Linked DNA regions of Homo sapiens: all the other regions are linked to region 1. Evidence: chromatin contacts called from ENCODE Hi-C or POLR2A ChIA-PET data. All regions are on one chromosome and are shown on one strand. The core of a region is the stretch at or near the end of the contact, and the rest is flanking DNA. Distances in the headings are between cores, read along the strand shown. Region 1 holds the start of NOTCH1 (notch receptor 1). Region 2 holds the start of TUBB4B (tubulin beta 4B class IVb). Region 3 holds the start of RNF208 (ring finger protein 208). Region 4 holds the start of CAMSAP1 (calmodulin regulated spectrin associated protein 1). Region 5 holds the start of DPP7 (dipeptidyl peptidase 7). Region 6 holds the start of SAPCD2 (suppressor APC domain containing 2).

Region 1 (4,728 bases), core at 495-2,994:
TTCTGCCCAGAGTTCTGTAGTCAGAAATGGGGGGAAGGGGAGCAGCAGGGAACACGTCCTGCTTGAAGCAGGGTGGGGTGGCCTGATGTGCCGCCTGGACGCAGTGGGGGAAAAGCAGAGACAAAGTGGGCTACTCTCCAAAGCGTTGCCCCCCACCCTGGAGGCTCACTGAGGAGTCTGGCAGGGCAGGGCCCCCCATCCAGCCGCCGAGATTGCCTCTGTTCAAACCCGTTCTGCAAGGGGGCAGAGCTGGACGGGGGGAGGGGGGGTGGCCACACTCAGCTCCCGCCCGTGGGAAAATGCGACAGCTGCTCGCCCGCTACCCCGCCCGCCAACAAAGCGCCGGCCTCCGCCTCAGAATCAGAGCGGCCCATTGTGGAGTCGGGGCCGCCTCCAGGGGCACCGGGACAGCACCCTGGGGACGCGGCCCCGCCTCCGCCGACACCCAATACCTGCCTCCGCGGGCGCGCATCTCCAGGGCAGCCCCCATACACCCACAGGAGGGGGATGAAGGTCCCCCATTCGGAAGGAATTCGACCCCATCTCGAGAAGGGATCAATTACTCAAGCCCCTCCCTCCCCATCTTACCGGGGCTGAGAAACGGGGGAGGGGGGTGTGACACAGAGCCGCACTTTCTGGAAGAGGACAGATAATTCTCGCCTCCAACTCTCGGAGAAAGAGTGGATTAATCACTCGATTCCCCAGAGACCCCGCTCGCTGTGCGGCGGGGAGAAATGTAAGAGCCCCCCACCCGCGTCCCGCTCTCCGCCCCCAAGCTTTCCAAACTTCAACTCCGCAAAGCAAAAGGAAAGTTCAGTCCCCCCGGGCGCGGCGGCTTCTTACGCAACCCCTCCCCCAAACTGAGAGCCGGGCTGGGGGGCACCGGCGGGCGGGGCGACCGGGAGCCCGGGGACCCAGCCCGGCCGCGCGGGTCAGTGAAGGCGAACGCGGCGCCGCAGAGCCCACACTCCGCGCCCCAACATCCGCCCCGGCGTGGGCCAGAGGCGAAGAAGAAAGAAGATAAATGGCCCGGAGAAGCAACAGGAAACCAAAACCGACTCTATTCAAATCGAAAAATAGTAGGCAGCCCGCCCGCCCGGCCGACCGGCGGCAAGCCCCACGCGCGGCGGGTGAAGGGCGGGCCCGGAGTAGGGCCTCCGGGGCCCCAGCACCCCACACCGGCCTCCTAACTCGGCTCCAGGCACGGGCGGCGCGAGTCCGCCTCCACGGGGGGATCGAGGGGGAAGGTCGGTCCTCCCTGATCCCGGGACTCCAGAACCCCACGCCCCGGGCCGCCCGCTTTTCCCTCTCCATGCTGGCCTCCCCGCCGCCCGCTCCCAGCCGTGGGGCGCGCGCGCCGGGCGCCGCCAAAGTTTCCAAAGGGCGCGGAAAGTGGGGGCTCGCGGGTGGGTGGGCGCCTACCTCGTGCGGCGAGCGCGGGCAGCAGCGCCAGGCAGAGCAGGGGCGCCAGGAGCGGCGGCATGCCTCCCCACCGGCTGCCCTCTGCGCCCGGGCGGCGGCCTCCTGCGCTGGCCGGCGGGGCTGGGACGCACACGCGCGGCGTACGGTCCCGGGGCGGCGGCGGACGGTCCCGCCCTCTCTTCCCCGGCTGGCTGGCGGCGCTGTGCTCTCGCAGGCCCCCGGGCCCGGCTCCGCGCCCGGCTCGTTCCTTCGCTGCGCTCGCGCCCGCGCCCGCGCCCCGCGCCCCGCGCCCTTGCGCTCCCTCCCGCGGCCGAGGCACTAGTGAGGCTCAGAGTCGAGGTGCGCTCCGCCCCCGCCGGCCCCGCCCCGCCCGGCCCCACCCCCGCCGGTCCCCCCGCCCCCTCCGCGGCCACCTCCTCCCGCACGCCCCGTCCGCCTTTGCGCCTCCCCGAGCTGAGCCGCGCGTCCCGAGCCCAGCCTCTCCGGGGAGGAGGGACCCGGCGGCGCGGCGTGGGTCGGGAGCGGGCGCCTGGGACTACTTCTCGTTTGAAAGTTTTCAGAGGCCAAAAGTTTGAGCCGGGGCTGCGGAAGGATCCGGCTCTGGCGGTTGCCGCGCTCGGCGACAACTGGCGACTGAAATTTGCATGTGAATAAGCGGAGGAGCCCGGGGCGGAATGGGGAGGGCGAGGCCGCGGACAGCCGTGTGCACCGTGCGCTGGGCCGGGCGGGGAGCAGCTGAGGCCACGTTGGGGGACCCCGGGCCCGGGGCAGGGCTCTGGGAGAGTGGCCTAGCCGTGTGTGCGCCCCTAGCCCAGCGGCTTCACTCCCTCCCGAGGGCCCCGTGGCCGCGGCTTTAGGCGTCCAGAGGATCGATCGCCGCCAGACATCCCTGGCCGTGATTGCCCGAGCACTTGACCGCGAGGGATGGGGGCGCCGCGGCCTCTGGGCAGGGGACTCCGGGCGCCCCGAGGGAGCAGCCGGGACCAGTGCCTCGCGGACGGATTGTGCCCCGCTCCCCCAAGGGGGACCCGCGTCGACACGCTCCTCGGTCACCGTCCTCCTCCTGCCCGGGCGCCGCCTGCCTAAGGTGGCCCCAGAAAGCACAAACGGGTCGGGCGGATCTGCCGCTGGCGCCGGCGCAGCCCTTCCCACGTGCTCCTTCCGGCTGATTTATTTCTCCACCACGATGCCAGGCACGGGCACCCTGTGCCAAGCCTGGTTAAGCGCCAGGAGTCCAAAATGCCTGCCATAGTCCCTGCGCAAAGTTCACGGCCTCGTGCCAGGGACAGACAGCGCCCCCTCCCCACCCCAACACAGGGTGGTGAGTGCGATGGCAGAAGGCGCGTGTCCCGGCGCCCCTCCTGGAGTAGGAGGGCTAAGCCTGCCCTGCGGGGAGACCGAAAGGCTGGGAGGGACCTAGGACTGTGGGGGCCTGGGGGGAGGGCTGCAGAAACCCCAGAGCATGGTGGCAGAGGCAGGCACAGAAAGCAGGACAAATCTCACACCTGACCCCAGCAAGCCTTTCCTGGCACACCTCTTGCCAAATGCTGAGCACTCTGGAAACAGCCAGTGCAGGCGGCCTGTCCCGCCCCTGTAGCTGCTGCTGGGAGCCTCCCTCGCCTGCGTCCTCCCAGAATCTGGCCTCACTTCTGCAGGCCTGGGGTAACATCTTGGGGTCAGCGCCCCAGGAGAGGAGGCGCCTGGAGGCAGCAGAGATGTTTATGTAACAGCAGCCAGGCAGCCTGGAGGAGCAGATTTTCCATAGAAGGAAGCGCGGGGCTGTGCAGCTCCCAGGCTGAGGACTCTGCCCACCACGACGTCCTCTGCTCCTGGTGGGTGGGGGTGGGGTGGGGCATAGGGAGGCCCGAAGGCCTCAGGCCTGGTGCTGATCGGGTGCGGGTGCGACTGCCTGTGTGCCTCCATTGGCATCTCTGCCTGTGGGCCCCAGGCCAGAAGTAATGGCCCATGTAGCCCAGGCCCGGGGGCCAGTCCTCAGCATTTTGCGGAGGGGCGGCCTGGGAGGGGAGGAGGGGATCCCTGGATAGGGGGTCTCCCCTGGTCTGCCCCAGCTGTGCCGACAGCACCTCCACCTTGGGCCTCCATCCTCTACCAGCAGAGAAGAGAGTGGCCCATTCGGTGTCCACCCGTCAGGCCACCCAGCAGCCAGGCACGCTCATAAGCCCGCGTTACGGATGGTGCGGCCGGGTGCACAGGCCCGAGGGAAGCACAGGCCTCGGCCTCCCAGCTCCCAACCCCTGCACCACCCACAGCCGGGAGTACCCCATGGACAGCTGTGGCCGAGGAGAAGCCAGGGATGAGGGGGATGGGCCTCACCTCCCCACCAGCCTGGGAAGGGGGTAGGCCCCTGGCAAGTAGGTGAGAAGCTTTTTCATTCACAAGTTGTCCGGGCTCCCCATTCCTCTTTGTCAGGCCAGCGGGTGTGGGCAGTCGGGGGAGGCTGGGGTCCTGACACAACAGGAGTACATCTGCTGGCCTAGGGCCTGGAGACCTTCTCCTACAGGTCGGGAGGCAGCCCTGGGCAGCGGGCATTGCGGGGACTAAAGAGAAACAAGAGCAGGTTGTGTGCAGGGCACCCCAGCCACTCCAGAAACCCAATGGGAGGGTGGGGGCTAGGACCCCAAGAAGCTGAATTGGGGTGCAGTGCCGCCAGGCCTCCCCTGTAGGAGTCACTTTGGGCTTCCTGTCCCAACTTGTGGTGGGAGCTGGGGCAAGGTTCCAGGGGTACCCCGAATGAATGGGGCTGTTCCCAAGCTGGCCAGGGAGCCTGGAAGCAGATGAGATGGGGCCGCAGAGCCTGGTTTGCGGAGGGGAGAGGCAGACGTGTCCTGCAGCCCTCTCTTCTTCAGAGGCCCCCTGCGGGTGCTGAGGGGAGAGTGGCTTAGGCGTTGCACCCCAGGAGACTGAACTGGGTCAGTTCCCCCTTGTTTGCTGCCAGAGAAATGGGGGTACCATTGTCAGGGTGAGCTAAGGAGGCCCTGCTGACATTGGCCCAACCAGGCCCCTCCTTTGCGGCTGCTGTGGGGACTTTCGAGAGCAGAGCACACCCCTAAGTGCGTGGAGAGGTAAGCACAGCTGGTGAGCACACGGGGACAGCGACGGAGCTCATGGAGACCCAGGTGACCTTAAAACACCCCAGGGCCGGCTCCGGCCCCAGAGAGATGTGGTCCGAGTAGAGGGGGGTCAGCAGTGACCTGGTGGGTGGGTGTATTTGAGGGGTGCCTGTGTTGAAAGCTCTGCAGTAGATTCTAAGGAGCAGCCAGGGCTGAGACTCCCGGTGCTGAGCCC
Region 2 (4,728 bases), core at 662-3,161, 700 kb after region 1:
ACTTTGGGAGGCCGAGGCGAATGAATCACAAGGTCAGTTCCAGACCAGCCTGGCCAAGATGGTGAAACCCCATCTCTATTAAAAATACAGAAATTAGCCGGGCGTGGTGGCGGGCGCCTGTAATCCCAGCTACTCGGGAGGCTGAGGCAGGAGAATCGCTTGAACCCGGGAGATGGAGGTTGCAGTGAGCCGAGATCATGCCACTGCACTCCAGCCTGAGCGACGGAGCCAGACTCTGTCTCAAAAAAAAAAAAAAAAAAAAATAGCCAGGCGTGGTGGTGCACACCTGTAGTTCCAGCTACTTGGGAAGGTGAGGCAGGCGAATTGCTTGAACCGGGGAGGCAGAGGTTGCAGCGAGCTGAGATTGCGCCACTGCACTCCAGCCTAGGCGACAAGAGCAAAACTCCATCTCAAAAAAAAAAGAAAAAAGCTACAAAAATGTAGAAGGCACGGCGGCTCATTCCCGTAAATCCGAGCACTTGGGGAGGCCGAGGCGGGCGGATCACTTGAGGTCAGGAGTTTCAGACCAGCTTGGCCAACATGGTGAAATCCCATTTCTACCAAAAATACAAAAATTAGCGGCGTGGTGGTGGGTGCCTGCAGTCCCACCTACTGGGGAGGCTGAGGCAGAAGAATCGCTTGAACCTGGGGGGGGGCGGGGAGCCAAGATCGCGCCACTGCACTCCAGCCCGGGAGACAGAGCGAGACTCTGTCTCAGAATAATAAATTAAGTAAAATAAAAATGCTGCAAAAATACAGCCCGTTTGTTTTTAAACAGGCGCAACCACATGTAATTCATTTTAAGTTTCTTTTCCCACCCAAGTAAAAATCAAGTCATAAATTAGGAAAAGCATTAACAGAAGTATGTTTCAGCCCCAGCGCGCTGACCTGTGGTTGGAATACCGGCCCTGGAGCCCGGAGGTCGGGGCCCACCCGCCGAGGGAGGTCTGGGCGCTGTCCTGGTCTCCACGGAGCTCGCGCACTCACGGGGCCGAGGCACCAAGGCGACCGGCGCAGAGCCAGCGCCGTCTCCACAACAGGGCAGGGCGCGCAGCTGCGGGGGAGGCCTCGCCCCTCCGCTCCCCTCCCCTGCCCTCCGCCCCGGCCCTCGGGGCGCGGCGTCCCCCACGTGCTCCCCTCACGCGACCGCGAGGGCAGTGGGCGTGCGGCACCCGGGAGCAGGAAACTCCGTGGCCTCTGCGGCTCTGTGGAGAGCTCCCCTCCACCGCCGCAGCCCCCGAGCCCGTGTATCTTCCTGCCTTTAAGGCATCGCAGCCTCCTCGGCCTGGAGGCCCCGGGCTCGCTCCGTGCGGACCCCGCTCCAGAACCCGCCCAGCGCGCAGATGCCGTGTCCCGGCGCAAGGCCAGAGAGGGCGCAACTCTGGACGTGGGGCCGCCACCGAGCCTGCCCTTCCCGGCTCCCGAAAGGCCCCGGGCTCAGAGCCAAGACTGCGCTTGCCCGAGGCCCGTCGGGCCCGCCCTCCCTCGGCGCCCCCAGCGCAGCTGCCCGCCGCCCGACCGGAAGCCCGCACTCGCGCCTGCGCCCCACCCCGTCCGCGCGCCGGCCGCGGCACTGCGGCGGTTACCAGGACGCTGAAGCAGCGCAGCCAATAGCGCCAGCCTGGCGGCGTGCTCCCGGCAGCCAGCCAATGAGACGGCAAATCAATCATTTGAAACACCCAATGGACGGAGCACTGCGGCGCCAGGAGGGGGATTGTGATAGGGAGATAGGAGGCTGCGGCTGACCAATAAAGACCAAACTGGCTTAAAAAGGCGGACCTTAGGCAGCTTGATTGACGGGGGCAAGGCCAATCAAACGAGGGAGCTTGCCAGCCTCGTTCTGGCAGCCCATTCCGAGACTAGCGGAGGCGGGCAGGGAGGGTATATAAGCGTTGGCGGAGCGTCGGTTGTAGCACTCTGCGCGCCCGCTCTTCTGCTGCTGTTTGTCTACTTCCTCCTGCTTCCCCGCCGCCGCCGCCGCCATCATGAGGGAAATCGTGCACTTGCAGGCCGGGCAGTGCGGCAACCAAATCGGCGCCAAGGTAAGTTGCCGGGGCGCTGGGGCCAGGCGGGCCTGCCGGGCGGTGTGGGCGGGCGGCCGGGGAAGATGGCGGCAGCAGCGGCCGGGCGGCGCCCCCGCATTGCGGCCGCCGGGCCCCCTCCGCGGGGAATTGGCCGAGCCGGGCGACCGAAGCCCCCAGGAACCCGGCGGCCAGGGCGCGCGGGGCGGGGGAGGGGCGGGGAGGGCCGGGCTGCCGCGCCCGTCCGGGGCGGGGCTGCCTCCCTGCGCACCGGCCGCGGTGACTCAGCCCCGGCCCGCCCGGGCCCGCCCGCGTCCCTTGTAGTTTTGGGAGGTGATCAGCGATGAGCACGGCATCGACCCCACGGGCACCTACCACGGGGACAGCGACCTGCAGCTGGAACGCATCAACGTGTACTACAATGAGGCCACCGGTGAGGCCCCGGCCCCTTCCCCGACCGCCCTCCGGGGACCCCGCGGCCCCTGCCTTGGCTGACGCCCTCCCGTCCCCGCAGGCGGCAAGTACGTGCCCCGCGCCGTGCTCGTGGATCTGGAGCCCGGCACCATGGACTCCGTGCGCTCGGGGCCCTTCGGGCAGATCTTCCGGCCGGACAACTTCGTTTTCGGTGAGCCGTGGCTGGGGACTGGGCGGCGGCTCAAAGGTCAAGGGGCTGCTCCAAGGGCACCGCCGTGGGAACTGCGCAGCCGGGGCCCCTGGACGCCCTCCTCTTCTCTGAGCCACTCAATCCCCTCTACTAAATCGGCTTTGGGAGCAAGGTCCAGCTGTCTGCCGAGGCGAGGAGCCGCCACACACGTAATCTCCCTGCAGGGAGCTGAGCTGGGGCAGTGGCTGTTCCTCTGTCCTTGGGAATTGGCAGTGGCCCCCCCGGGGAGGGGTTTGTTAAGCTGTCAGGTTTGGCCCCTGACTTAATTCGTAGCAGGGCAGGCTGCCGTCTTTTGGCTTTGAAGGGTCCGTTTGCTCTACCTCCAGGGTGAATTCTGTGGTCAGCTCACACCATGTCACTCGGCTTTTTTCGCATGGCGGTGACCAGTAGTGCTGTCTACCTGGCTGACAAATGATTAGCTGTGTTCTCTCACAGGTCAGAGTGGTGCTGGGAACAACTGGGCCAAGGGGCACTACACAGAAGGCGCGGAGCTGGTGGACTCGGTGCTGGATGTTGTGAGAAAGGAGGCTGAGAGCTGTGACTGCCTGCAGGGTTTCCAGCTGACCCACTCCCTGGGTGGGGGGACTGGGTCTGGGATGGGTACCCTCCTCATCAGCAAGATCCGGGAGGAGTACCCAGACAGGATCATGAACACGTTTAGTGTGGTGCCTTCGCCCAAAGTGTCAGACACAGTGGTGGAGCCCTACAACGCCACCCTCTCAGTCCACCAGCTCGTAGAAAACACAGACGAGACCTACTGCATTGATAACGAAGCTCTCTACGACATTTGCTTCAGAACCCTAAAGCTGACCACGCCCACCTATGGTGACCTGAACCACCTGGTGTCTGCTACCATGAGTGGGGTCACCACCTGCCTGCGCTTCCCAGGCCAGCTCAATGCTGACCTGCGGAAGCTGGCTGTGAACATGGTCCCGTTTCCCCGGCTGCACTTCTTCATGCCCGGCTTTGCCCCACTGACCAGCCGGGGCAGCCAGCAGTACCGGGCGCTGACCGTGCCCGAGCTCACCCAGCAGATGTTTGATGCCAAGAACATGATGGCTGCCTGCGACCCCCGCCATGGCCGCTACCTGACGGTTGCCGCCGTGTTCAGGGGCCGCATGTCCATGAAGGAGGTGGATGAGCAAATGCTTAATGTCCAAAACAAAAACAGCAGCTATTTTGTTGAGTGGATCCCCAACAATGTGAAAACGGCTGTCTGTGACATCCCACCTCGGGGGCTAAAAATGTCCGCCACCTTCATTGGCAACAGCACGGCCATCCAGGAGCTGTTCAAGCGCATCTCCGAGCAGTTCACGGCCATGTTCCGGCGCAAGGCCTTCCTGCACTGGTACACGGGCGAGGGCATGGACGAGATGGAGTTCACCGAGGCCGAGAGCAACATGAATGACCTGGTGTCCGAGTACCAGCAGTACCAGGATGCCACAGCCGAGGAGGAGGGCGAGTTCGAGGAGGAGGCTGAGGAGGAGGTGGCCTAGAGCCTTCAGTCACTGGGGAAAGCAGGGAAGCAGTGTGAACTCTTTATTCACTCCCAGCCTGTCCTGTGGCCTGTCCCACTGTGTGCACTTGCTGTTTTCCCTGTCCACATCCATGCTGTACAGACACCACCATTAAAGCATTTTCATAGTGTGTGGTTTCGCTTTGCCCATTCCTTCCAGTAGGCCCTCCGGGTGCTGTTGCCGAATGTCAGGGCGTAGTTGTCCTGCATGGCTGCGGGGAGCCAGGCTGCAGCTGAGCTGGGCTTATGTGCCCAGGACCAGCATGGGCTGGACACCCAGGCTTCAGAGAAGTGTGGGGCTGCCCTGGGCCCTGGGTATCTGCTTGGTGGGGAACTTGCTTGTTGAAGGCAGGCCTGTCCTGTTCCAGGTACCCAACCTTGGGGCTCGGCCTGTGTCTGGGACTTAGGTGGGTCCAGTGACCCCCCTTCCAAAAGGGGTAGGGAGGATGGCAGACAATCCTACCCCAACCAAGGTGGGACCCTGGTAATGGTCAGACAGGTGGTCCTGAACCAGCAATGAAGGGTGA
Region 3 (4,728 bases), core at 874-3,373, 680 kb after region 1:
GGCCCAACCCGAGCAGCGCTGGGCCTCTCTCTGGCAGCTCCAAGCTGGGCCCTCTCTGGGTTGCAGCCCTGGGTGCCCACCCTAGGCCCAGGCCTGAGCACAGCCCACAGGAGCAAGCTTCAGTCCAGGAACAGGTGCAAACTTTGGCAAAGAGTTTTAATGGCAAAGTTGGCTGCAGCGACAATGCCACTCGGGGTGGGGCCGGAAGCCATGGTGGGGAAGGAAGGGTCAGCGGGCGGCAGGGCAGGGCCGGGTCCCTGAAGAAGCAGCGAGCGAGGCTCAGCGGGCAGTGGCGGGCAGGCAGGCGCTACTACATGATGGAGCAGGCGGACAGTGGGTTCCGCACGTGGCAGGTGCACGCGGCCCCACAGTACTGCCGGAAGGTCTGGTAGCAGCTGCCCTCGGGCTCAGCCCCCCACTGACCCCCGGATGGGGCCGTCAGCGCCTCAGGCGGCAGGCGGCTCAGGATGGACGTGTTGACAGCCAGCGCGGCCAGGCCGTAGTCGGTGAAGAGCACAGTCTCACGGCGGCAGGTGGGGCAGGAGATGAACTTGTACTTGGGGCAGGACTCGTAGAGAATCTGCAGGCACTGCTCACACACAGAGTGCAGGCAGGACAGCACGCGGGGCCTCCGCTGGGTGACATTGTAGGAGTGCCCACAGGTGGGGCACTCCAGGGGCTCGCCTGCCGCCGCCGAAGAAGCCGCCGAGGCCGAGGGGCCAGGCCGAATCACGTACTGATTCACAATGACCTCATCCTCTGGGGCCACGCGGGGAAAGCCCAGCTCCGAGCTTCCCTTACGGGGCCGCCGTGGCAGTGGCGGGGTATGGGGTGCCCCTTCCAAGGCAGGCATGTCCCCCCCACAGGCCTGGTTGACAATGATCTCTGTGTCTGAGGGCCAGGCACGCTTGGGTGCCAGAGTTGGGGTGGGCCGGGGAGCAGGCGGGAAGCAGGGGGCAGCCGGTAGCTCAGGGAACTTTTCAGGGTGGACAATCTTCATGGCCTCCATCTTGAGGATGACATGGGGACCCTTCAGGCAGGACATGAGGAGGCCCGGCCAGCCACTGCCCGCCTCGGGCCCGGGGTCAGAGGGCATCCGGCTGTCTCCAGTCAGACTGGATGTTCGGGTGGGTGGGGGCGTTGTGTGGGGCTGGGGGGCAGGTGACAGGGCAGCATCCTGGTCCCGCCAGGCCTGGGGGGGGCCCCGGACGGCCCGTGGACTCCTAGGGACAGCCGGCGAGAGTTGGGGGTGCAGGGCCCCCCCCAGTGGCCACAGTGGCTTCTCTGGTCCAGTCCTGGGAGGAGGAGGAAGGGGTGGGGGAGGGGGAGGCAGGCGGGGGCAGGGAGGGGTGGGAGGCTGCCCTGGGCTGGGGGTCTGGCCCAGGGTCTCACCCAGGGTCTCTGGCTGCTGAGGCTGGCGAGGGGGCGCGGGGGGGGCTCCCCCTGCAGCCGAGGTCAGCAGGCCGCGGGCCGGGACATCGGGGCAGGCAGGGGCTGGGTGGGCCCCATGGCTCCAGGACAGGGCGCCCAGGGAAGGCAGCTAGCCGAAGCGCTGGCTGCAGGAGGACCGGGGCGGCAGGCTCCGCGGCAGGAGCAGAGGCGAGGCCTGGGCCAGGCCTGAGCTGCAGGTGAGAGACGGCATGAGGGCAGTGCCCCGGCCACCCCCACCCTAGCCCTCGCCCTGCACAAAGGACCGGGCGCCCGACCTCTGACCCTGACCTCAGCCGTGGGATCCCGACCTCCGCGGGCCTCAGAACCCAACCCCCTCCCCGGTCCCCGCCTCCAAGGCCAGACGCACCTTCCCGAGGGCCGACCCCCGTCGCGTGGGGAGGGGCGCTGAGTCCGCCCCCGGCCCCCGCCCCCTGCGCTCACCTGCCCCAGCCTGGCGTCCCGGCCGCGCGCCGCCGCCGCAGAGGTTGTCTCAAAGGCAGGCCCGGACGCGGCGCCCGCGCCTCGGCCCGGCAGCTCGGGGGGCTCCGGCGGCTCCGGCGGCGGCCGCAGCGACCTCAGGCGATGGCGGGGCCCGGGCGGCACCGAGGGGCGCGGGCGCGGGCGTGGGGCGCGGGGCGCGGGTTTCGGCACGGCGGCGACGGCGGCAGGTGCGTGCGGAGCGTGGCGCGCTCTGCGGCGGAGGCGCGGGGACCGCAGTGCGCGCGGCGCCCGCCCGCGCCCGCAGCGCCACCCCCCGTCTGGGGACCCGCGCGGGGTCCGCGGGGCGGGGCCAGCCTCCCGGCCGCCCCTCGGTCCGCTCCCGGCGTCGCTCTCGCCCGCGGACTGCGTGGGGGGCAGGACCCCCGCGTCGCCCCCAGTTCTCTCCAGGCTGATCCTGGGTCCTGGTCAAGCCCCCGCCCCCCCAGATTCAGGAGGAGAATCCGGCTGTTCTCCTCCCTCACAGTAGGAGGCCTCAGGACTCTGGAGTGAGAGGGAGGGGACCTGCGCGGAGGATCCCAGGGGAGCTGGTTCCAGGGCCCACCGGTGCCTTCCCCCGTCCCCGGCCCCCCGCCCCATGGGAAGGCCCCGAGTCCTCCAGCTCCGCCTGTGCCCGGTGCCGTAGCTCAGATAGATCGCTGTGACTCTAAGGGGCAAGAGCGGGGCGGGCGGAGCGGATCAGAAGGCCGAGGCCGGTGGACGGACGGGTCCGGTGGGAGTGCGCGAAGGACAGGCTGGCAGCCCAGTGCGGGGTGGAGGCGGCCCTGAGGACCGCACCTGCCCGGACAGGGTGGCCCCTGGCACTCCAGCGCGCAGGCCCGGGCCTCTCCGCTTCCTCACCCGGGGCTTCCCTGCCCTCCTGGGTCCGCCTTCTGCCTGTGGAGCCCTCGGGCTTGCTGGTCACCGTGAGGCAGGGGACCAGGGCTTCGAGGGCCTCCGCTGCCACGCTGTGACCAGCTCTGGCCCCGCACCTGGCCCTGGACATCCTGGCCTCCTTCAGCTCCTCTCTCCGCTGGACTGGCCAGACCGCACCTGCTCTAGGCAGAGCCCCAGGGCCTGCAGAGTGCTGAGCCCAGAGGGGACGGTGCCGCTGGTGCGGGAGCTCGCGTGGGCAAAACAGGCTGGAGGAGCAGCCCTGCGCATAGGGTCTGGCTTGGCCCCTCTGTGGGGCCTCGGGCGAGTGTCACTCAGAAGAGCAATAGGGAGAGGTGTGCGGGTGACAGGGGCGCTGCTGGAGGGGTCCTTACGGGGCCCTGGCAAGATGGTGGGGCAACTGAGGCAGCCTGGGCCTGGGGAGGGCCGGGAGCCCAGCTCCGCCGCAGACTCTGCTCACCGACCCGGCGTGCGCCCGAGGAAGCACCAGGCCGCAGGCCCCGCCCCCTCAGCGAGACCCCACCCCGTAGGGGATGAGATCCCGCCCCCGCCACGAGGCCCCGCCCCCCAGGCCAGGCCTTTTCAGACCCGCCATTCAGAGCTGGAGAACCCCAAGCCGAGTATTGGTCACATCCGAACCGGGTCTTTCGGGAAACCCCGGAGCGCGTGGGCTTCTGGGCAATAATATTTCCACGGCCGGTTCCTGCCTTGTTTGCGCATGCGCCATAGGCGCCACTCAAGTGGCAGGCAGGGAGGTGGGCGGGACTTCCGGCGCCTGCGCAGTGGACTTCCGTCGCCGGCCTCTCAAGTTTTGGGTCCCCAGGAGCACCCAGTTCTCCCCAAATCGGGGCCGGGTTGCCTGAACTCATGTCCCGACCGGTCTGACTGGCCCTACACAGGCCACGTCTGACTGGAACCCGCCCTTCCTGGTGCTCCCCTGGGCCCCAAGGGCCCCACTGCCGTGGGTCGTCCCCGCGGCACTCGCCAGTGCCCGCTGCACCCCTGCCTGCGCCGGTGCAGATGGAGCCTGGGTTCGGCTGGAGGCGGGGGGCCCAAGGTGGGGACGCTGGGGGGGCGCGTGTGGCCCCCACGCCCGCCAGCCAGAGGGTAACTGCAGTTTGAGAAATGAGCTAAAAATGTCAGTAGTGTCTAAAGCCCGTGTCACTGATTGTAAGATAAGACCTGTGACAAAACGTGCAAATCAAACATTTTTTATCAGTGAAAAAAGCAGAAAAGCCACTGGGCACGCTGGCTCACGCCTGGAATCCAGCACTTTGGGAGGTGGAGGCAGGCGGATCACTTCAGTCCAGGAGTTTGAGATGAGCCTAGGCAACATAGTGAGACCTACATCTCTATAAAGAATTAGCCGGCGTGGTGGTGCACCTGTAGTCCTTCCAGCTACTCAAGAGGCTGAGGTGGGAGGATCACTAGAGCCCAGGAGGTTGAGGCCGCAGTGAGCCAGATCATGCCACTGCACCCCAGCCTGGATGGCAGAGTGAGACCCTGTCTCAAAAATCGGCCGGGCGCGGTGGCTCACGCCTGTAATCCCAGCATTTTGGGAGGCCAAGGCAGGCGGATCACCTGAGGTCAGGAGTTGGAGACCAGTCTGGCCAACATGGTGAAACCCTGTTTCTACTAAAAATACAAAAAATTAGCCAGGCGTGGTGGTGGTTGCCTGTAATCCCAGCTACTCGGGAGGCTGAAGCAGGAGAATCGCTTGAACCCGGGAGGCAGAGGTTGCAGTGAGCCGAGATCGCGCAGCTGCACTCCAGCCTGGGCAACAGAGCAAGACTCCATCTCAGAAAAGAAGCAGAAAGCCTCCAAGAGCCAATGGCTCTCAAGCATCTTGGTCTCTGCTAAGAAGAGGCTCAGAGGCTTAGAAGCCCTGCCTCGCCGGGGCTTTGAGGTGTGTGAGCAATGGCTGGG
Region 4 (4,728 bases), core at 807-3,306, 640 kb before region 1:
CCCAAGAATGCACTGGGCTCCACAGCACCTACGGGAGCCCAGCCAGCGCCCACGAGCAGCTGCGGTGAACAGTCCTCAGTGAGACACTCCACAGCAGCGGAAATGTGGAAAAGTGAAGATGAAGTCAAGAAGAACCTAAGAACGTAACGTGGGATAAGGGAATAACAAAAGCCAGTCTCAGAAAGAGACATCATTGGCAAAGGTGTAAAAACTAGTTCGTGGTGTAAGCACATGCGGCAAAATACAAAGAAAAGCAAAACAGTGACTAACACAAGGTGTGAGGCAGGTGAGCCCACGCAGCCGGCAGTGACTGCAAGATACCCAGGCGTCCGCTCTCGGGCTGTTCTTTGCACCTGACTCAAGTTTCATACCTACATCTTACCAATTCCGTTCTCAAAAACTCATGTGAAGTCTTGGATGTAGCAGTGTTTCTTCCTCATTACAACACAGAAACTAAGGTTCCACTGAGCCAGTAAACAAGAACTGTAAAACTGAAAACTGTCAAAGGAAAAACTCTTTCCCAATTACTACTTACACAGTACAAAAACCAGTTTGAAATAAGGCGAGTTATTTAATCCCTAAAACTTACAAAACGCGTTTGTCCTTATGACTAACTCGAGTCTAGCTGGGGCACAGGCCACTGTCAAACAGGGCAACGCCTACTCAGCGTTTTCCAAACTGGTCAACTGAACTCTTCTCTGGAAGGGCTGTCTCCTTTAGTCTTACTCTAAAAAGGGTAATTTTTCACCAGAATAAAGGCAAATATTTTAAGAATGCTTCAAATGAAAAGAGGATTGCAGAAATATTAACCTTTAATTGTACCTGAAACAAAGCACCTGAAATTAATAAAGAAGTCAGCCACTGACGAGAATCACTAGGTCTGTCCTGTTCCCAGGGCACGAAACAGAAGCGTCTTAATCCACTAAGCACATTAGGGCCTAACAAACTGGACTGAGTAACAAGGTTACCTAGTTCTTCCAAACAGGAATTAACCAAAGGGGATCATTATGATTAAGCACAATGCGCGGAATACGCAATTTCTAGTTGGGGAATTCAACAGCTGACAGCTTGTAAGCATCAAAATTCATAACAAGTGCAAGGCTCGGAATCACAGGTCCAGCACTGGACGATGCCCGGCGCGCCGGGAAGCGGCGCCTCAGACGGCGGCCCCGCGTCCCCATGGTCCCTCCCTGCGCCCAGAACCGGGCAGCTCCTTCCCGCCGCCGCCGCCGCCAACGGGAGGCTGGGGGCACTCCCGAAATAGGAGCGGAAGCCCCGACCCACGCCGCCCTCCGCCGCAGGGACGCCCACTCGCCAGGTGACCGCGTCCCCACGCTCCGCGTTGCCCGGGCGCCGCCAGGACCTCGGAGGCGGCCGGCCCAGCCCCGACCCTGTGCGGACGCGGCACAAAGGCGCGGCGCGCGGACCCCGACCCGGCCGGACCCCGGCCGCGTCCCCCGGCCCCGGCCCGCGCCCCTGGCCCCCGCCCCGCGCCCCTCACCCGGCCCACCTCGGCCGTAGGCCTTGGCGCAGATCCACTGCAGGTTGGCGGCGATCTTGGCGCGCGCCGCGTCGTAGCGGTCCAGGGGCACGAGGTCGGCGGCGCCGTCCGGCGGGGCCTCCATCTTCCTCCAGCCCTCGGCGGCGGCGCGGCCGCTCGCGTCCACCATCTGCAGACAAAGGGCTGAGGCGGCGGCCCGGCCGCAACAAAGGCGCCGCCGCCCCTCGCCGCGCCGGGCCCGGTGCGCCCCGAGCCACCACTCGGCCCCGCAGCCGGCCAGCCGGGAGGGGCGCCCGAGCGCGGCCCCCGCCTCACCTCACAGCCGCCGCCGTCGCCGCCCCCGCGGCTGCTGCATGCTGCGGGCGCTGAGCCCGAGCGGAGGAGGTGCCGAGCCCGCGGCCCAAAGAGGCGGCGGCAGGAGGGCGCGGGCCGGGGGCGGGGGCGGGCGCGGGGGCGGGAGCGGGCCGGGGGCGGTGGCAGCGCGTGCGCGGTCCCGGGTGAGCGGCGGCGGCGGCGACAGCGGCTGAGGCGGTGGCCAAGGAGCGGGAGCGCGCTCACCGCCGGGGCCTCGCACAGGCGCAGTAGGCACCGCCCGCCACCCCGCCCTCGACCCCGCCCCCAGCTCCGCTCCCTTCTCGCGCCTGCCCCGCCCCTTTCCGCAGGCGCAGTAGGCACCGCCCGCCAGCCCGCGCCCGCCCCGCCCCTTTCCGCAGGCGCAGTAGGTGGCACCCGCAGGCCTGTGCCTGCCCCGCCCCTTTCCGCAGGCGCAGTGAGCGTCGACCCGCCCCTCCCCGCCCGCTTCCGCAGGCGCAGTAGGACCCGCCCTGGTCCGCGCCTGCCCCGTTGCTTTCCTCAGGCTCTAAGGCCCGCGGTGTGGAGCGCGGCGTAGGCAGCGGGGAGTGGGCGGCGCGGGGTGGGTGGAGTGGGTCGGCGGCGGGGATCCTGCCGAGCCCGCAGCTGCCCTCTTTTAGCGCCGTGTCTCCTCCCCGGCCCTGGCTCGTCCCACCTCAGCCACAGCCCGGCCCCCTGGCCGGCCGAGGTCTCGCCGCCGGCGCCCTGGGGACCTCGTGGGTGTGGCCGGCGGCGACCTCGGCAGGCGACAGCCCAGCAGACGGGCACCAGGTGGACGTGCCAGTCTCCAGACCCCCGTCCCGGTGCAGGGAAGGTGGGCGTTTGGACCCCTGAGGCAGAAACAGGTGCGGCCCCGCCGGCGCATCCCCCGGAAGGGACGCTGACTTCGTTCCCCTGGAGCCTGCGTCGGGGCCCGCGCTGGGCTGAGAATTACGGGAACGCCGTGAGAGTTTGCATTCCGAGGATTTGGTCTGAGAACCTCACCAGCGAAATAGAGAACTGCCCCCGGGAGAGCCGGCCCACGTGCCGCCCACCGGCGCCTTGACGGCAGGGAGAGGTCGAGCTTCCAGGGAGCGGGCGCCCGGCGCGGGGCTCCCAGCCTGTCTGTACCTGGTCGAGACACCCCGTGCCAGAGGCGGAACATGTATGAAATGCCAGGTGCCCAGAGGACCCAGGCAGTCCGTCATTCACATACCAACCCACGTGCAGGCTTCAATTCAACCTTGAAGCCATTTGGGCCTGGGCTTTTTTGATGACTTATTTGATTCATAGTTTTTTGGTTACTAATTGAGTCTCTTCACTTGTTATAGGTCTGTTGAGATTGTCTATTTTTTCTTGAGTCAGCCGTCTGAAAAGAACACGAGGTGGACAGGGCAGAGCGGTCAAGGAAAGCCATAGGAGGAGGGCACTTATTTGAGCAAAGACCGGCGGGACGTGGGCGTCGAGGGTAAGGATATCTGCAGAAGTACTGTCTTGAGCAAGGAGCACGGCAGACAGAGCCTCTGAGACACGAGAGCCTGGAGTGTAAGAAACACAGTAGAGGCCACTAAGTCGAGAACGCAGGAGCTGGAAGGACTGGTAGGAAATGGGAGGTGGGGACATGGAGGGATGCAGACAGGTCCTGCACAGTCAGAACTGTGGCCCCTTCTCTGCAGGAAATGGGCAGCCTTCGGAAGACTGAGCACACGGAAGGATATGACTAACCCTTTAAAAGGGTCATTCTGACTCCTGGGTGAAGAACAGACTAGGAAGGGCTGAGGAGGAGGCAGGAGGCCATCTACTGTTATATGGGATGTGGAGTGTGACCCGGAAAGGTCAAGTGTGACTCTAAGGGCTTTTTGTGTACTGATCTTTTATCCTGCAACCTTGCTAAACCCATTTATTAGTTCTTCTTGTCTTTTAGTGGCATTTATTAGTTGTTCTAGTGTTTTAGTGGATTCCTTGGGATTTTATACAAAAGCGTGTCATTTGTGAATAGAGATCAGTTTATCTCTTCCTTTCTAATCTGGATGCCTTTTATTTCTTCTCCTTGCCTAGCTGCCCTATCTAGAAGCTCCAGTACAATATTGACTAGAAGCAGCAAGAGTGGACATCCTTGTCTTGCTCCTGATTTCAGGGAGGAGGCATCCAGTCTTTCACCTTTGGGTATGATGATAGCTGTGGGTGCTTAAAAAATAGGTTTTATCAGGCTGGGCACAGTGGCTCACGCCTGTAATCCCAACCCTTTGGGAGGTCGAGGCGGGCGGATCACGTGGGGTCCAGAGTTTGAGACCAGCCTGGCCAACATGGAGAAATCCCATCTCTACTAAAAATACAAAAAGTTAGCTGAGGTTGGTGGCCGGTGCCTGTAATCCCAGCTAAAAAAGGGAAACTGTCTAAAAATCATTAAAAAAAAGGGTACTTCCTCAACCTGATAAAACCTATTTTTTGTTTGTTTGAGATAGTGTCTCACTCTGTCACCCAGGCTGGAGTACAGTGGCTGGATCTTGGCTCACTGCAACCTCTGCCTCCCAGGTTCAAGCGATTTTCCTGCCTCAGCCTCCTGAGTAGCTGGGATTGCAGGCACAGGCCGCCACGCCCAGCTAGTTTTGTATTTTTAGTAGAGATGGGGTTTTACCATGTTGGCCAGGCTGGTCTTGAACTCCTGACCTCCAGTAATCCACCCCCCTGGGCCTCCCAAAATGCTGGGATTATAGGCGTGAGCTACCACGCCCAGCCGAGGAAGTATCTTCTATTTCTAGTTTGTTGAGTGTGTTTATCATGAAAACGTGTCAGATTTGGTTAAATGATTTTTCCACATCCATTGAGATGATGATCATGGGTTTTTTTCCTTGTTCTAGTAATGTGGTGTGTTACATTAATTGACTTTCAGATAT
Region 5 (4,728 bases), core at 1,339-3,838, 570 kb after region 1:
GCCGCAGCCAGTGGGGTCAGCACAGCTGTGGTAGAGCCGGTAGATGTCGTAGCAGTGCTCGGAGCCCGAGGCGTTGTAGACCAGCCCTGGGGAGGAGAGGCGCTGGGGCCCAGCGGCCACACACAGACACACCGCGGGCTCCGGCCACCAACCTGTCCCCCCTCGGAATGGTCCTGCAGGGGATCTGGGGCTCTGGGATCTGTAGGTCCCAGTGAGGAAGGCCCTCCAGGCTACCTGCTTGGAGGTCGGCGGTGTCTGTGCTGCCAGCCCCGGGCCTGACTGTTGAGGGCCCCCCCGCTCTCCACGGGGCAGGGTGGGGCCTGCTGCCCTCTGTTGCCCTCCATGCTGGGGACCCCAGGGGCCCCTTGGGCAGCACCCACCAAGCTGGGCCTGGCTACAGCCAGTGCTGAGAGGGTCCCCAGGGACGGCCCCTGCCTCCCCCAGGGTTTCTGGGAAGGTCGTGCTGTCCACCCCACCACAGCCCTGGGGCAGGAGGCAAAGCCCCTGGCCGGGCTGCGGATCCTCGCCCCACCCGGCCCCAGGACCCAAGCCAAGCCTGGGGTCTCCACACTTGCCCATCTGGGGCCGGGGGAAGGGCACCTGCCAGTGCTCGCAGCCCCGTGATCCTCTGGGCCTCACTCAGCAGCCGATCACAGCCCACCTGGAGTGCAGGGGCAGCGGCGACTCAGCGGGGTCCCCTCCACCAGCTCCGCCTCCCTGGCTCCCAGGATGAGGGTCAGGCCGCTGACCACCAGCCTCGGGACACTCCAGCCGGCCTCTCCCTGCGCCCTGGGAGGCGGCGCCTCACCTTGACGGGGTTGGCAGGGAGGGGACCCAGGAAGTCAGTGGGGTAGGGGTAGTCCATCATGGCCAGCACGGTGAAGGCATTCCGGGCGAACATGAAGAGCTGGGTCAGGTCCTTCTCGTCTGACAGCGGCTGGCAGGTGCCGAACTCCCAGCGGACCGTGTCGTAGGCTGCGTGGAAGGGGCAGAGACTTGAAGTTTGGGCATAGCTGGCGCTGGGGCGGGTCAGGCAGTGGGAGGCGGTGGGAGGACCTCACCTCCCTGTAGGAACAAGTCCTTGATCTGTCGGAACGCTTCCCGCACACCCTGGGTGCATTTGGGACTCTGGCCCTCAAAGTCCTGGGGGAAAGAGACCGTGCTGACTGCAGCTGCTGTCCCTTAGGGGGCCTGGAGGACCCCAAGCCTCACTCACCGCCGTGACGTCCCGGAAGAACTGGTTGGAGTCGCCGAGGCCTGCCACAGCTAGAACGGGCGCGCTGGCCGCCAGCGCCCCCGCCACCAGGTGGGGATACTTCATCCTCAGGTAGGCACTGAGCATCCCCCCATAACTGGGTGAGGGACACAGGGTTAGGGCTGCTGCCCCCAACACCCCATTTCCTCTTTTCCTCCTCAGGGGCCCACAGGTGCCACAAGGAGGACGACACTTCTGAGACCCACAAATTCCAACCCTGGGCCAGGTGCGGGTGCAGCTCTCACTGGGAAAGGCCGCTAGTGTGGCCGCACATCCAAGCTGAGCAGGTGGCTGGGAGGACAGGTGGGAGGGCTTCCTGGGGGAGGCAACACTAAGCCTGGAACCACTGCCTGAGGCCTTACGAAAAGGCAGCGGTGGGAGTCAGAGGGGAGTGGGGAGAAGGGCTGGGGGCGCTGGGTCGGGGCAGGGGAGGGAGGGGGTGCGGAGGCCGGGGGAGGCGCCCACCTTCCACCGAAGGCGATGGCGGGGGCATCCTGGGCCCCGAGGTCGCGTCGTAGCGCGCGGAGCAGCTCTGCGAAGTCGGCCAGGGCCTGCTCCACCGTCAGCAGCTCCGTGTGCCCGCGCTGCGTGGACTGCGCACCGAACGGCAGCGACTTCCCGTAGTAGCGCTGGGGGAACGTGCCATTGAGCCCGGCCCCGCGACCCCGCCCGGCACCCGCGTGCCCCGCGACCCCCGCCCGCGACCCCGCCCGGCACCCGCGTGCCCCGCGACCCCCGCCCGCGACCCCGCCCGGCACCCGCGTGCCCCGCGACCCCCGCCCGCGACCCCGCCCGGCACCCACGTGCCCCGCGACCCCGCCCGCGACCCCGCCCGGCACCCACGTGCTCCGCGAAGACCAGTAGAGCCCCCCGCTCGGCCGCCAGCTCCGCGACGAAGGCCGAGTTGTTGGCGAAGGCCCACACGTCGCCCTCGTTCCCAGTGTAGAAGAAGATGGGCCCCTCGCCCCGGACCCAGAACCTGTCTGTGGGGAGGGCGGATGAGGCGAGGGTGCCGGGGGGCGGCGGGACGGCGGGGGCGGCCGGGCCGGGGCCGGGGTCTCACCCGACACCAGGAAGCGCTGAGGGAAGGTCTTGTTGCCGAAGCGCTCGAAGTTGAAGTGGTCCAGACGCTGCTGGAAGAAGCGCTCCTGGAAGCCGGGGTCCGGGGCCCTGCGGGCTGTGGGGGGACGCGAACCTCAGAGGCGGGGCCGGGACCGGGGAATGGGCCGGGGGGCGCCGCCACTCACCCCCCGCCTGGAGGCCGCGCAGCCCGAGCGCCAGCAGCAGGACCGGGGCCCAGGGAGCGGAGCCCATGTCGCCTTCCGCGGGCGCCCGTCACGTGGGCGGGGTCACGGGGCCGCCAGGGCGCGCTCCTCCCTCCAGGCCCCACGTGTTTCGGGCGCCCGCGGTCCCCACGGAGACCGTCGCTGCTTCAGCGCCGCGCCGGGGCTGTGCCCCCCAACACCCCGCGCCCCGCGGCCGCTGCCCAGGGGTCCTTCCCGGGCACGGCGCGGGGAAGCAGAGGGCCCCCGGGCCATCTCCGCGGCCTCCCGCCCCACTGGCTCGTCCTCCTACCGCGGCCCCATCCGGAGCTGCGCTAGGGCGAGTCCCTGCTGCGCCCGCCAAGCCTCCCCAGCACTTGCTCCTGGCAGGTGCCCCACTCCAAGGCAGGGCCGGGAGAGTGGGGGCCGTTCTGCTGCCCTAAGGGCGGGAGGGAGAGGGTCCCAAACAGAGTGCTGGCCCCCCGAAGAAAGCAACCCAGGGTTTGTCCAAGCGATAACGGGCTGGGCTTGGCGGGGCGGGGCCTCGCAGCGGGCAGGAGTGTGGGGTGCCCCTGGAGCGTCTGGGCAGGGCCGGGATGTGGCCGGGTAGCTCCCAAGAGCTGGGAATCGCCACCTGCCCTTCCGACTGGCACCCAGTGTGCCCACACAGCCCTGCAGGGACAAGGGGGGACCAGAGGCCTCTGCTGGGAGCTGGGGCCTCCTCCCTGGGGAGCACCCAGAGGATGGAAGAAGTCACCTTTCCCCAGCGTCCAGTTCAGGGAGTGGGTGAGGGGGCCGTAGTGGTGGGTGCCAGACTAGCTACGTGGAGTCCTGCTGGGGATGTACATGGGCCGCTAGCCAGGCCCAGAACAGGTGCAGGGGCAGCAGGGGCTCAGCTACAGAGAGTTACCCTGTCCTTCTCCCAAGACTACCCTCGGCCAGCATGACCCTGCCCTGCCCATCCTGTGTGGGGCTGAGCGGAGAAGACCGGCCACTTCCACAGCCCCTCACGCCATGGCCCTCCCGTGCCTCACACAGAGGCACCCCCCATGGTGGGTGACTGGTGGCTGGGGCCCTCAGCATGGTGGCAGTGACCATCACGTCACACTGCAACACGAGGTCATCCAGGGCCACACACCGTCCCCACCACGGCCCTCACATCTGGGCCCTGTCCCATCCCTACGCAGTTCCTGGGGCTGCCTGCCGGGGCCCCCGCAGGACGGGGGTGAGGACAAACAGCAGACCTCCTTGGATGTGGAGGTACCCCACGGCGTCCCCCACCCCACACCTCTGCTCCTTTGGCTCCCTCGGGTGCCTTAGGTGGCCAGAACTCCACCAGCAACCCTCACCCAGGACCGCAGCTCTGGAGACGCCAGCTAGGCCGAGAGCTGGCCAGCTCCCCAAGCACACCAGAGCCTGGAGACGCTCCAGGCTTGGCTGGGCCCACAGAGGGGCCAGAGCCTCAGGGAGGGCTCCAGGAGCAGGGTTTCCAAGGAAGCCACTTTCCCTCTTGTCCACGGCCCAGGCATTGATGCCCCTCTGGGCAGCAGCCAGGGCCTCCCAAGCCGGGAAGGGTGGGCATGGGGCTACCCAGCATGGCTCTGCCAGGGGTGAGGGTGGCCACAGTCCCCTGCCCACATCCCTGTGCCCACAGAAACATATGCTGTATGGAATCAAGGTTTAAGGCATCTAGGCCTGTGCTGGTAACCTGTAACCTTAGCCCCATCCCTGTGCCCACAGAAACATGTGCTGTATTGACTCAAGGTTTAGGGGATTTAGGGCTGTGCAGGATGTGCTTTGTTAACAATGTGTTTGCAGGCAGTATGCTTGGTAAAAGTCATCGCCATCCTCCATTCTCCATTAACCAGGGACACAGTGCACTGCGGAAAGCCGCAGGGACCTCTGCCCAAGAAAGCCTGGGTATTGTCCAGGTTTCCCCCCAGTGAGACGGCCTGAGATATGGCCTCGTGGGAAGGGAAAGACCTGATCGTCCCCCAGCCCGACACCCATAAAGGGTCTGTGCTGAGGAGGATTAGTGAAAGAGGGAGGCCTCTTTGCAGTTGAGATAAGAGGAAGGCTTCTGTCTCCGACATGCCCCTGGGAACGGAATGTCTCCGTGTAAAACCCGATCGTACATTAGTTCTATTCTGAGACAGGAGAAAACCGCCCTGTGGCTGGAGGCGAGATATGCTGGCGGCAATGCTGCTCTGT
Region 6 (4,728 bases), core at 1,329-3,828, 520 kb after region 1:
AGGCTACAGAAGTGGGTACAGGTGTGGAGGAAGGCATCCTCCTTCGGCCTCCAGCTGTAGCCCCAGCACCAGGCACATCCTTAGAGGCCATGCCCCTGGCACCTGGCCACAGGAGTCAGGGAGTGATGCAAGAATTGGGCCCAGGTAGGCACGGCAGAGAGCCTGGCTCCAGGCAGGCCCGAATTCGCACTCCAGCCTGCGGTGCTGAGCGGCTGGCAGCTCTGGGGCAAGACAGTGGAAGAGCACACAGCCCTTCAGGAGGTGGGAGCAGAGAGGGTACAGACAGAGGGAGGCCATAGAGGAAGTCCCAGGACACCTGGGCCCGGTCTGTACAGTTGAGTCCATAGAGCAGCTCCTGGGTCCCCAGATAGCAGCGTGCTGGGTGATGAGCTAGATGGCCTCTAGGTGGGGGTGGTGGCTCTGCCCCTCCAGGGCCCTGAGCCAGCAGGCCACACCTCCAGGGCCACAGCCAGCCTGGAGCAAACACGCAGTCCCAGGTGGGAACAAGGAAAGAGGCCCTGAACATCTGGGCTGGGGGCTTGGAAGGCTGTGTGTGTTGGCAGGCTTTCTGGGAGTTGGGGTGACCTCAGAGCTCCAGATTTGACACCCCAAAAGCCAGCTGTGTCAATCAAATATGTCACGCCATTTGTCTGGCCCTCCGTTTGCCTGTGAGAGGGTGACAGCTACAGCCCTAGCCATGTGGCCTTCAGGGAGATGTGGTACGTGAGCCAGTGCCGCATGGGGCATCAGAGCAGAGCAGGGGTGGACCACAGGCTTAGGCCTCCAAACCCCAGGCCCGGCCACAGCGTGCAATCCCATGGCTGATTTCAAACTGCATGGCCACATGGATGACGCTGACCCTGCATTTGGAGCCAGATACCCTCTGAAGGTTCCCTCACCATAGAACTAGGGGTCCCCCAGCCTGGTGTGGCTGCTGGATCAGATCACCAGGGAGGCCAGGGCCGCCGTGGCTCCAAACACCAGCTGTAGGGCTGGAGAATATGGCTGAGGTGGGGGAGCAGTACAGGGAGGGTGGCAGAGCAGCAGGCAGCACAGGGACCGGCAGGAGCCACCGGTGGGCAGGCCTCCCCTGGCAGAACGGGTGCACAGGCCGAATGGGCTGTGGGGCCTGGGGCCCCTCTGGGAGCTTGGCCCCCCAACCCCAGCCATAATACAGGTCCTGTTCCCAAGGCAGGCACTGGGTTGGGGGAGACAGGGGACCATTCAGCAATCTCCCATCACTGCCAACTGGACCGGAAGGCAGGAGAGGAGTGTGCCAGCCATCCCCAGGGACTACGGCCTATGTCCCTCCATGGCATCTGCCATAGTACAGCCCCACTGGGGTGCAGGAGATCCACCCACGCCCCTGCCCATCTTGGCAACAGGGCCAGGTCCTCTTGGGCCACCAGCAGCAGCCCCCGCCTGCCTAGGCCTCAGTGGGGTCAGTGGGCCCAGCCCCCCTGGCTAAGCTGTCACACTGAGAAGGGGGACCCTTTCTTTGAGAAGGAAGCACTTCTGCCTGAGCAGCCACAGACAGGAGGCTGAGGGCCCAGGTGTCCCCAGGTGCGGAAAGGGTATTGGAGATGGAGAGCCCAAGCTCAGGCTTGGTACAGGTTGGGCTCCCGGTGGGTTTTCTGAGTCACCTGCCACCCCCCGGCCCTGGTGGCCTTATGCTGTGGCAGGAGAGGGTCTGGCTTGCCTCCCTAAGCAAGCCCCTGGGCTCACCGCGACAAGCATGAAGCCCTTTCCCTCCAGACCCGCCGAGGCGCCCTCCAGGATCCGGAGTCCACGAAGAGCCGCTCCCCGGTCCCGTCCCTTGTGGGAAATGCACGGGCAGCAGCTGTGGGACTGCGGTTTCTGGCCCGGGCCCGGGAGAGCTACGAGGGTGCCCGGGGGCCGTCCGGAACTCACCTGCGTCCGCGCTGGAGCTCGGTTCCAGCGCCGCGCTCTGGGACCGCTCGGGCTCCGCGGGGCAGGGCGCCGCCTCAGCCGGGGCGCACAGCTGCTCCGGGCTGCGGGCGGCGGCGCTGGGACCGGCCAGAGGGGCGCGCACGCCCAGGGGCAGGGGCTTCCTCTCCAGGACCGTCCGCGGCTCGTCGGCCGGAGCGAACACCAGGCGCTGCGGCGGCGGCGGCGGCTGATCCCCGGGCCGGGCCGGGGCGCGCGTGGGGTCCCGGGGGCCGCCGTCGGCGCTCAGCAGGGAGGTGCGCAGGCCGGCCACGAAGCGCTCGAAGGTCAGGTAGCCGCTGGCCGGGGCCACCTGGCGCAAGCCCTCCAGCACCCCGCGGGGCAGCTCCCGCGCGTCGGTGCCCTGCCAGCGGGACTCGATCTCGCGCAGGTGCACGCAGCCGCGCCGCCGGTCGTCCAGGATGTCGAACAGGGTGCGCAGGCTCTGCAGGAAGGCGCGCGGCAGCCCCTCCGTGCTGGGCGCGGGTGCGGGGGGAGGCACGCGGCCCCGCTCGGCCATGGCGGCCCCGGCCATGGGCGCCCGGGATCGGTCCCCTCGTCCACCCGCGTGCGTCCCAGCGCGGCCCCACGGAGGGGCCGGCCCGGCGAGCTCAGCCCACGGCGACAATAGCGACTACTTTTGAATGGGGCCCTCCTCGCGGCGTCAGCCCTCATTAACATGCGCCGCGGCCATTGGCCGAGCCCGTCCCATCTGCTCTCTGATAGGCTGAGAGGAGGTTTGATTTTTTTTTTTTTTTTCTTGCCGAGTGGCCCTGGGAGGCGCGCGGAGGCCCTGGGCAGGCGGAACCGGATCCCCCAGCTCCTGCTCCACTCTGGCCTCGCAGACCTTCCTTTCTGCCCCGCCCCAGCCCCACCAAACCTCCTGCCGCGGCCAGGCGCTTTCTCGGATCCAGCTGTGGCTGGCTGCCCCGGCCACCTCTCCAAGGGGCGGGGCCTGGCACCCTACAAAAAAACCTGTCTCCAGGTAGCCTCGTGGGGTAAGAATGGGGGGGGGCACCCCCTCCAAAGATCCCACTTTTCCCCTCTAGTTCCCTGGCCGCAAGCACAGGTGACCCTGCGGCCCCCTTCTCTTCCACCAGGAGGGCCCCAAGAGGATCGTAGGCTCCAGCCAGCTGGGCGCTTCCCACTCACAGAGGCCTTTCTGTCCCCACTGCTGCTGGCTCCTCCTCTGGTCCCTCGGGACAGTCTGGCCTGGCCTGCCTGCTGCAGAACAAAGCCACTTTCTCCTGTGTCCCCAGATCCCCATCTAGTGACCAGCTCCCTCTGCCTCTTGCTCTCCTCTCCTCCTTCCCCTGGCTGGACACCTCCTCCAGCTGCTCTCCTGGCTCCCGCAGCCCTGTCCCCCTGCCTCTGCTGTGTTTCCAGCTGGGATCTGGTCACTCTGTCTTCATTTGGTCTGTCCACATGGGAGGTGAGACCAGGCCTTAGCCTGGGTTCTAGCCCTGGGAGCCCATCTCAGGGCTGGCCAGTAGTACCCTCTAGGTTCCAGGGAGGTGTTCAGGGTGCAAACACCCTCCCCAGACAGGCCCCCAATCCGAGACTTGCCTTGGCCCTCTGCGGGTCTCCCACCCTCCCTCCTGGGCAGGCCTCAGCTGGCATACCTACCTGGGTCTCTGTCCTCAGGCCTGAGCCACTGGTGCCTGTGTCTCAAGCTGTAGAGGCATCTTCCCAGGCCAGGGAGTATCCTGGGTCCACTTCTCTTCTGGGTCACTCACTCTAAGTGGGACTCCTTCATCGTAGGGAATGCTGGAAGGACATAAGAAGCTCTGAGCCTGGAGCAGCCCATCAGAGCTTGGTCCTGTAAGCCAGCTTCCCCTTTAATGGCTGGTCTGCTCAAAAACCCAGCACGAGGCCGAGGCGGGAGGATCACTTGAGCTGGGGAGTTCAAGACCAGCCTGGGCAACATAAGGCAACCCTATTTCTACAAAAAGTTTAAAAAATTAGCCAGGCGTGGTGGTGCATGCCTGTGGTCCCAGGTATTTGGGAGGCTGAGGTGGGAGGATCCCTTGAACCCAAGAGGTTGAGGCTGCAGTGAGCTGTGATTGAGCCACTGCTCTCCATCCTGGGTGACAGAGCGAGATCTTGTCTCAAAAACAAAACAAAACAAAACAAACCAGCACAACACGCAAGCCCCCGCCCCCCCATCCCCACACCTACCCTGCTTCCAGCACACCCCTCACCGCCAGTGCCAGGCCTGGGGTCCCTGCACTCCCTCACTTCCAGGCCCCTGTGCCTGGTGGCTCTTCTACCAGGAAGGCCCTTCCCCTCTGCTCCAGGCTGACCGCACTACATCCTTCAGAACTCTGCTCTGGCCCCAGTCCCCTTCCCCCTGAAGCCTAGTTAGATAAAACACAGGGGACAGCTTTCTCCTGGCCCAGGGGGCCCTGGCTATTTGCAAGCAGGACAGGGCTCCTTCTAGGCCTGGCATTGGCCTGGCCCACAGTGGGTGCTCTGTGAATGGCACTGGGGAGCCGTATCCAGTGAAATCATATGGGAAACACCATCCTTGAGTGGGCACCAAGCCAGGCTGAGGCCTAAGGGATGGGGAAGGGCTGGGAACAGCTCAGTGGTATGGCAGGGGAGGCCAGTGTGGATGTGGAGTCGGTGGCCAGCAGTGAGCAAGGCTGCTGCAGCTCAGGACAGCGTGGCCAGCAGTGTCCAGGCCAGGCCAGCCATGGCCCCGCATGGAACTGAACCCACCGTGCAGATGAAACAAGGGCTTTTCATACCATCCAGAGCCTTGGGGGAGGCGGCCCCAGC

What was found. A loop is a pair of places that touch in the nucleus more often than their neighbours do. ChIA-PET counts read pairs that join two places held with the same protein, here RNA polymerase II (POLR2A). Pooled maps may share reads with other maps.
Region 2: a pooled map shows a loop between it and region 1 (12-fold over the local background). The contact joins the promoter of TUBB4B here to the promoter of NOTCH1 in region 1. A Hi-C loop is called at or near these places in 2 of 37 single-sample maps with no recorded cell type and 9 of 50 pooled maps. POLR2A ChIA-PET finds 5 or more read pairs at or near these places in 1 of 52 experiments (T-cell).
Region 3: a map of naive thymus-derived CD4-positive, alpha-beta T cell shows a loop between it and region 1 (7-fold over the local background). The contact joins the promoter of RNF208 here to the promoter of NOTCH1 in region 1. A Hi-C loop is called at or near these places in 1 of 168 maps with a recorded cell type or tissue (naive thymus-derived CD4-positive, alpha-beta T cell), 2 of 37 single-sample maps with no recorded cell type and 8 of 50 pooled maps. POLR2A ChIA-PET finds 5 or more read pairs at or near these places in 2 of 52 experiments (AG04449 and naive thymus-derived CD4-positive, alpha-beta T cell).
Region 4: a loop to region 1 is called in a map of naive thymus-derived CD4-positive, alpha-beta T cell, with 13 times the contacts of the local background. The contact joins the promoter of CAMSAP1 here to the promoter of NOTCH1 in region 1. A Hi-C loop is called at or near these places in 1 of 168 maps with a recorded cell type or tissue (naive thymus-derived CD4-positive, alpha-beta T cell), 4 of 37 single-sample maps with no recorded cell type and 11 of 50 pooled maps.
Region 5: a loop to region 1 is called in a pooled map, with 4 times the contacts of the local background. The contact joins the promoter of DPP7 here to the promoter of NOTCH1 in region 1. A Hi-C loop is called at or near these places in 4 of 50 pooled maps. POLR2A ChIA-PET finds 5 or more read pairs at or near these places in 2 of 52 experiments (activated B cell and activated T-cell).
Region 6: a map with no recorded cell type shows a loop between it and region 1 (8-fold over the local background). The contact joins the promoter of SAPCD2 here to the promoter of NOTCH1 in region 1. A Hi-C loop is called at or near these places in 1 of 168 maps with a recorded cell type or tissue (CD8-positive, alpha-beta T cell), 7 of 37 single-sample maps with no recorded cell type and 9 of 50 pooled maps. POLR2A ChIA-PET finds 5 or more read pairs at or near these places in 3 of 52 experiments (activated B cell, activated CD4-positive, alpha-beta T cell and activated CD8-positive, alpha-beta memory T cell).

Annotation. Positions count from the first base shown.
Region 1 is chr9:136,544,304-136,549,031 of GRCh38, forward strand. It overlaps NOTCH1 (notch receptor 1), which reads right to left and starts at 1,745. Exons shown (of 34, transcript NM_017617.5): 1 at 1,423-1,745. The coding sequence starts at 1,483. MIR4674 (microRNA 4674) reads right to left here and starts at 1,956; the gene lies at 1,870-1,956. It overlaps NALT1 (NOTCH1 associated lncRNA in T cell acute lymphoblastic leukemia 1), which reads left to right and starts at 3,539. Exons shown (of 3, transcript NR_121577.1): 1 at 3,539-3,798. RefSeq lists enhancers at 580-629, 2,602-3,513 and silencers at 860-909, 1,130-1,389, 1,410-1,969, 2,310-2,409.
Region 2 is chr9:137,239,376-137,244,103 of GRCh38, forward strand. TUBB4B (tubulin beta 4B class IVb) reads left to right here and starts at 1,912. Exons shown (of 4, transcript NM_006088.6): 1 at 1,912-2,042; 2 at 2,346-2,454; 3 at 2,536-2,646; 4 at 3,121-4,332. The coding sequence starts at 1,986. The coding sequence ends at 4,181. CIMIP2A (ciliary microtubule inner protein 2A) reads right to left here. Exons shown (of 7, transcript NM_001001710.3): 7 at 4,224-4,413. The coding sequence ends at 4,325. RefSeq lists silencers at 937-1,756, 2,087-2,316.
Region 3 is chr9:137,220,117-137,224,844 of GRCh38, forward strand. It overlaps RNF208 (ring finger protein 208), which reads right to left and starts at 2,124. Exons shown (of 2, transcript NM_031297.7): 1 at 1,873-2,124; 2 at 143-1,622. The coding sequence starts at 1,096. The coding sequence ends at 311. RefSeq lists silencers at 1,677-1,726, 2,667-2,716, 3,027-3,376.
Region 4 is chr9:135,905,490-135,910,217 of GRCh38, forward strand. It overlaps CAMSAP1 (calmodulin regulated spectrin associated protein 1), which reads right to left and starts at 2,057. Exons shown (of 17, transcript NM_015447.4): 1 at 1,511-2,057. The coding sequence starts at 1,670. It overlaps CAMSAP1-DT (CAMSAP1 divergent transcript), which reads left to right and starts at 2,344. Exons shown (of 2, transcript XR_007061860.1): 1 at 2,344-3,430. RefSeq lists an enhancer at 1-549 and silencers at 1,196-1,245, 1,646-1,715, 1,796-1,905, 1,946-2,625.
Region 5 is chr9:137,112,145-137,116,872 of GRCh38, forward strand. It overlaps DPP7 (dipeptidyl peptidase 7), which reads right to left and starts at 2,589. Exons shown (of 13, transcript NM_013379.3): 1 at 2,503-2,589; 2 at 2,319-2,432; 3 at 2,099-2,238; 4 at 1,721-1,884; 5 at 1,217-1,352; 6 at 1,062-1,143; 7 at 809-975; 8 at 601-661; 9 at 1-86. The coding sequence starts at 2,569. LOC124902314 (a long non-coding RNA gene) reads left to right here and starts at 2,655. Exons shown (of 2, transcript XR_007061874.1): 1 at 2,655-4,728. RefSeq lists silencers at 2,285-2,434, 2,465-2,814.
Region 6 is chr9:137,067,979-137,072,706 of GRCh38, forward strand. SAPCD2 (suppressor APC domain containing 2) reads right to left here and starts at 2,579. Exons shown (of 6, transcript NM_178448.4): 1 at 1,912-2,579. The coding sequence starts at 2,482. RefSeq lists enhancers at 1-778, 131-180, 2,741-3,720 and silencers at 481-530, 1,907-1,956, 2,007-2,056, 2,227-2,636.